Regions from separate parts of the Homo sapiens genome. Here region 1 is linked to region 2. The links are chromatin contacts, found by Hi-C or POLR2A ChIA-PET in ENCODE. All regions are on one chromosome and are shown on one strand. The core of a region is the stretch at or near the end of the contact, and the rest is flanking DNA. Distances in the headings are between cores, read along the strand shown. Region 1 overlaps STRA8 (stimulated by retinoic acid 8). Region 2 overlaps LOC124901750 (a long non-coding RNA gene).

Region 1 (2,721 bases), core at 150-2,649, 560 kb after region 2:
GCTGCTGTATCCCTGCCTTAAGTCCATTATATACTAAATGCCATAGGCTGGATGGCTTATAAACAACAGAAATGTATTTCTTACAGTTCTGGAGGTTGGGGAGTCTACGACCAAGGTGCCAGCAGAGTCAGAGGCTCGGTTTTTCACAGACGGCACCTTCTGGATAAAATTCACATGGTGTAGGGGCAAGGAATCTCTCTGGAACCTCTTTCTTTAAAAAAATTTTTTTTTTTTCTAAGACAGAGTCTCACTCTGTCACCCAGGCTGGAGTGCAGTGGTGTGATCTTGGCTCACTGCAACCTCCGCCTCCTGGGTTCAAGTGATTCTCCTGCCTCAGCCTGCCGAGTGGCTGGGATTACAGGTGCATGCCACTATGCTCAGCTAATTTTTGTATTTTTAGCAGAGACAGGGTTTTGCCATGTTGGCCAGGCTGGTCTCGAACCCCTGACCTCAGATGATCCACCCACCTCGGCTCCCAAAATGCTAGGATTACAGGCGTGAGCCACAGCGCCTGGCTCTGGGGCCTGTTTTATAAGGGCACTAATCCCATCATGAGGGGCCCATCTTCATGCCCTAGTCTATGATCTCCCGGAGTCCCCCACCTCCTAACACCATCACCCTGGGGATTAGGCTTCAGCATATGAATTTCGGAAGAACACAATCCATCGGTCTCTAGCACCCAGGGCAGCTTGCGGGCAGGTTCTCCCAGCTGACCTGGAAGGAGAAGGCGGGGAGGGGGCTCTGGGGCACAGAGAATAAGGGCCAACATGCAAATAGGCATGGGCCCTGAGTTTAGGGGACTCTCTGAGTTCTGCAAAGGGGGGTTGCTGCTTTTCATGGTGCTGATGGGAACGGATATGGAAGGAGGGGAGAAAAGGATAGCTGACCCCATGAAGTGGGAAGACACAAAATAGGATGTGAAAAGATTTTAAAACAAGAAGCAGCGTGACTAACAATGTCCCAAAGGTGTGTTTTCTGAGAGAAATCCTTTAGGACTGAAATTCCCTTGCTGCTTTGCTTGAAAAACCTGTGGTCTTAGAGCCTGAAGGCACAGGTTCTTCAGATACCTGTGCTGCTATCATGGCTAAAAAGAATCCTGGACATTTATTTTTCTGCTTTGGGGGTGAGAGGGACATATCCTTGTGATCCCAATGAATATCTCATTGTCCTCTCAAGGGGAGCCTGGCCTATGGGTGCCTGTGAGGCCTTGGGGCCACAGCTGTCCCTAGTAACCCAGCTGGCCTTTCAGCAGAGCTTCAGGGAAACCACACATCAACATTTTCCCTCCATTCTCCCTGTTCCACCCAGGCCTAGATGGACTTGGGGAGAAGTGGGATTGTCAGAGGAGGGCTTTGTCCTCTCCAAATCGACCTTACAGAGTGACTCAAGTGCTTCTCAGCTGTGAGTGGAGTTTCATTTTGCTGCAATTGGCTGGAAGACACATTCCTGTTTCTGTGCTGAGCTTGGACTGCAAAGACAACCATCGAGAAGCTGCCAGCCTGTCCTTGCCAGGCAATATTCAGAACTCCCTGCCCTGCTGATGGAACAGAAAAACAACCTATTAAAAATGTTCCACTTCCCCTAGAAAAGTCAGGGGTTGCTGCCAGAGGGTTCCTCATCCCGGGAGGAAGTGAGGGCTGCCTGCTGACTCACAGTGAGTGAGTGCCAGCTGTCCTACAGACACACAGCCTCTGTGCTCTAAGAAGCCCTTTGAAGCAGGGTCCACATTGCAGGGCCTGGCTCTTAGCGGGCATTCCTAAATGTTGCACGAGCCCCTGCCACCTTTCCTAAAGGCTGAGCTAACTCATCATCTTCTGAGGCCCTGCAATAACAGTTGCTGTCAGCTTTTGAAGGATTTTCATGTCTGCTTCCAAACTGTGCTGCTTATGGTGACATAAGCTCGAGTCACACAGGGCTTCTCCCCTTGTCCCAGGCAGGCAGGAGGAAAAGAGCCTGCACAACAGGCCTCCTTTCTGCACCAGGGCTTGAGTTCCACGTTAGACCCACTGAGCAGTGGCAACTCAGTGAACTGAACTCAAGATGTGCGGCGTGCTCCAGAGCTGCCTCAGCAGCCACAGTGGAACCAGAACTGTGGGGGCATTCTGCAGAAGATTGAGGGATAGAGGAACTCTCGTTCCCTTGTTCCAGTGGCCACAGCTCAGAACACTAAATTAGGGCACAGGAGCCAGTCTCACCACAGTCTCGATTTTCCAGGGGATTCCAGACATGATATGTGAGCAGAGGTAACACAAACCTTTCAAGGAGAGGTCTGGGCTGTCTGAGAATTTACATGTGCTTGGTTCATACTGTAACCCAAATCTTTCAGGGGAGGGGGAAGCAGAGTTGAAAGATCAGGATCCTGAATATTTGTTGCCTTTTCTTCCTTTCTGTTGTCAGTTCAGTGCTTGCCAGCTGCAACCCAGAAAACCCAGAGGAGAAGTTTCAGCTCTATATGCAGATCATCAACTTTTTTAAAGGCCTTAGCTGTGCAAACACTCAAGTAAAGCAGGTAGGATGGAGTAGAGGGCCGTGGTACCTCTGCCCACCTTGCTTAGATAGCAAAAAGGGCTCTTAAGGGCAGCCCTAACCAGAACTCACCCCAATCATACCATGAGGAGCCACTGGGCAGGGACACTCTCCATTCTCTCTGGCTTGCTCCATGAATGGTCACCTTCAGCCTGATGCATCCTGTAGAATGAATGGAAGATAGCCAGGGAAACA
Region 2 (2,754 bases), core at 89-2,588:
AGACAACATTTACGTTCTTGTGTAAACATAGATCATTGTGTAGCATAATCTCTATAAGAATTGTAATTCCTATCATATTTAAAAAGAGAGTAACAAGGAGACTTCAGTGTTTCTAAATGCACCCCTTCTGAAAGCATTTAAATCTTGATTTTAAATTTTATCATTTAGCTACAATGAATAAGCTCCCCTGGGTCATTCTCTAATGGCAATTTAAGCCAGGTCTTGGATCTTGTTTAATCCTCACAATAATATTCTGAGGTGAACATTTTTATTATATTCATCTTACAGATGAGCCTCACAAAACCTGAGTAGCAAGACACAGTCGCAAAGCTAGTATATAGCTGCAGCAAGATTCAAATCCAAGTTGACCTAACTCCAAAGCCCACGCTCTTGGCCACTGTCCCATACTGTTTTTAGTTTAATTTTTTTTTTTTTTGAGACAGAGTCTCGCTCTGTCACCCAGGCTGGAGTATAGTGGCTTGATCTCAACTCACTGCAACCTCCACCTCCTGGGTTCAAGCTATTCTCCTGCCTCAGCCTCCTGAGTAGCTGGGATTACAGGCGTGTGCCACCACACCAGGCTAATTTTTTGTAATTTTAGTAGAGACGGGGTTTCACCGTGTTAGCCAGTATGGTCTCGATCTCCTGACCTCGTGATCCATCTGCCTTGGCCTCCCAAAGTGCTGGGATTACAGGCGTGAGCCCACCGCGTGCCTGGCTGAAAAAAATTTTTAATTAAAATACCCATCCAAAATTGGTCAAAGAATAAAGTGGTTCAATGAAGCTACAGTGAGCAAGTTTCATTTTCATTCTCTGAAAGAGTAACATGGTGCCACACCAGTTCAACAGGACACCGAGTGGAGCTAGAGAGCTTAGATTTTTTTTCCACACAAAATTTAAGTGTGTGCTTTTGAAAGTGGGAGAAATAGGCGTTTGCTTTCCTTCTTTTCTTAAACTGTCTGCTTTGGTATTTGGAGAATTCAGAGCTTGTATATTAAAGCCTAACTGAACTATATAAATACACACATAGGAAGAGGAGAACAAGACATTTTATTTGCAGAAAATAAAACAAAGCAAAAAATTGTGTTTTCTTTAGCATGGAGTATTAAAAGCCATAGAGCTCCAGCCTTCGAAAGCTATCAGTGCCAGGGCCTTCCATTAAAAACTGTAAAGACCAGTCTAGCTAGTCTAAACAGAAAAGGAATTTGTTAAAGGATATTGGGTGGCTCACAGACTCTTTGGGAAAGCCAAGAGAGTTAAGCTTGGAAAGCCAGTCAGCTGAGAACAAGACTCAGTGAACAGTGTGAGATGGTTCCAGCAAGGACAATGGCCCTGCCGCTGGGCACAGACACTGCCCTCCTGCTGGAACATCTGCTGCTGCTAGCCCACTTGGCAATGGTCAGAGCGATTGCAGAAGTGGCTACAAATCCCTGTCCTCCTCTGTCCATCCACGCTCCCTTACAGGGAACTTTGAATGTCCTCCCAGCTGATTCTGGGCTCAGCTGCTGGGCCGACTTCATTCCTTTTTTCTGCGTGTGAGTTCAAAGTCAATACCAGATGGATTGTGAGCACGGACAGGAATGCTTTCCTGCACTGAGAAATACCTACTTCTCCCCATTGCCAGGCCCTTGGCTCCCACAGCTGTGGCTGTGTCTGCACACACAGGGCCTTTGTGTAGTCTGAATATGCCAGTTCCCACAAACCTCCAGCTGCGATTCCCTTTTTACCAACCATTCCCATCTAAGGAGTCAAAGGACGAATCACATTGCAAGGGACAATGGGTGTACAGGCTTGCTGAGAGAGCTTGCTTCAAATCCATGAGATGAAGAGACTCATGGGCAGTACGAGGCCATGGAGGCACTGCTGTTTTGGCAAAGAATGCTGGTCGTGACCACTTCCTTCTCTTTATTCTTCCTCAGAGTTCAACACTGGCCTTGCCCAAGTACCATGCTGAGAACTGGACCTCAGGAACTCCGACACACACGCCCTTTTCAGAAATTTGTAATTTCATCATTTCTTGACCAAATGACTCCAACCACAGAAAGGCACAAATTTTCCATTGGGATTTATTCTGCCCTCCCCTTTGGTGGGTATACTTTTTCTCTTTCTTGCTTTTGAAACCCCACTCATTATGTGAAGTATAGGTTTTTCAAACTGATTTTAAAGTAAACTTGTTATTAAATATACACATCGTGTCTTTCTGTCTTCCTAACTCCACTTTATAGATTTGAGAATTGAGACACAGAACAGTCTATGGCTCAGAAAAGCTAAATTCAATTTTTATTTGGCCTACGGGCCCTAATCTGGGCTTTGAAGTCTAAAGATCTAGAATTACCCACCGTCTTCCTACCCTCAGTCTGGTCAGACTCCGATGCATAAAGCTGGGAACCTCACTCCCCAAGCACCGGCAATCCAAGACTTCCCGTTTCTGGTTGCAATTGCAGGCTAGTAAATTTGGAGCACAGGATGGAACTATTTCTAGTACAGGCAAATAATTTGTAATAATTAAGAAGTATGAAGTTAATGAAAAGCAATTAACCCCATGGCAAGTTCGGCCATAAATTTTACTCCCAAAGTGAACGCATGATGCAGGTATGAGCCTTGATTTCAGATAAAGAAAAGAATGCAGAGCTATTATTAAATACAAAGTAAAACAACATGAAAAATGCCAGAAGATATAAAGAATGCAAGTAGGAGCCTGGGGGCAGAGGGAGGGAAGAGCTAAGAGAAGGCGGGGGCGGGAGGCGGTGGGGT

The links. Hi-C counts contacts between places; a loop is a spot of excess contacts on that map. ChIA-PET counts read pairs that join two places held with the same protein, here RNA polymerase II (POLR2A). Pooled maps may share reads with other maps.
Region 1: a map of esophagus muscularis mucosa shows a loop between it and region 2 (2.7-fold over the local background). The contact joins two enhancer-like sites. A Hi-C loop is called at or near these places in 3 of 168 maps with a recorded cell type or tissue (IMR-90, esophagus muscularis mucosa and prostate gland) and 1 of 50 pooled maps. POLR2A ChIA-PET finds 5 or more read pairs at or near these places in 1 of 52 experiments (GM12878).

What each region holds. Positions count from the first base shown.
Region 1 is chr7:135,252,717-135,255,437 of GRCh38, forward strand. STRA8 (stimulated by retinoic acid 8) reads left to right here. Exons shown (of 9, transcript NM_001394401.1): 8 at 2,398-2,509. Among named protein-coding and RNA genes, the nearest start is that of STRA8, 20 kb to the left of the region's middle. Within about 2 kb of position 1,400, at least 29 of the 41 ENCODE cell types and tissues checked have a DNase peak (open chromatin) inside an H3K27ac peak, as active enhancers do.
Region 2 is chr7:134,689,338-134,692,091 of GRCh38, forward strand. The region is part of intron 1 of LOC124901750 (a long non-coding RNA gene); the gene reads right to left. Among named protein-coding and RNA genes, the nearest start is that of BPGM, 44 kb to the left of the region's middle. Within about 2 kb of position 1,339, at least 7 of the 41 ENCODE cell types and tissues checked have a DNase peak (open chromatin) inside an H3K27ac peak, as active enhancers do.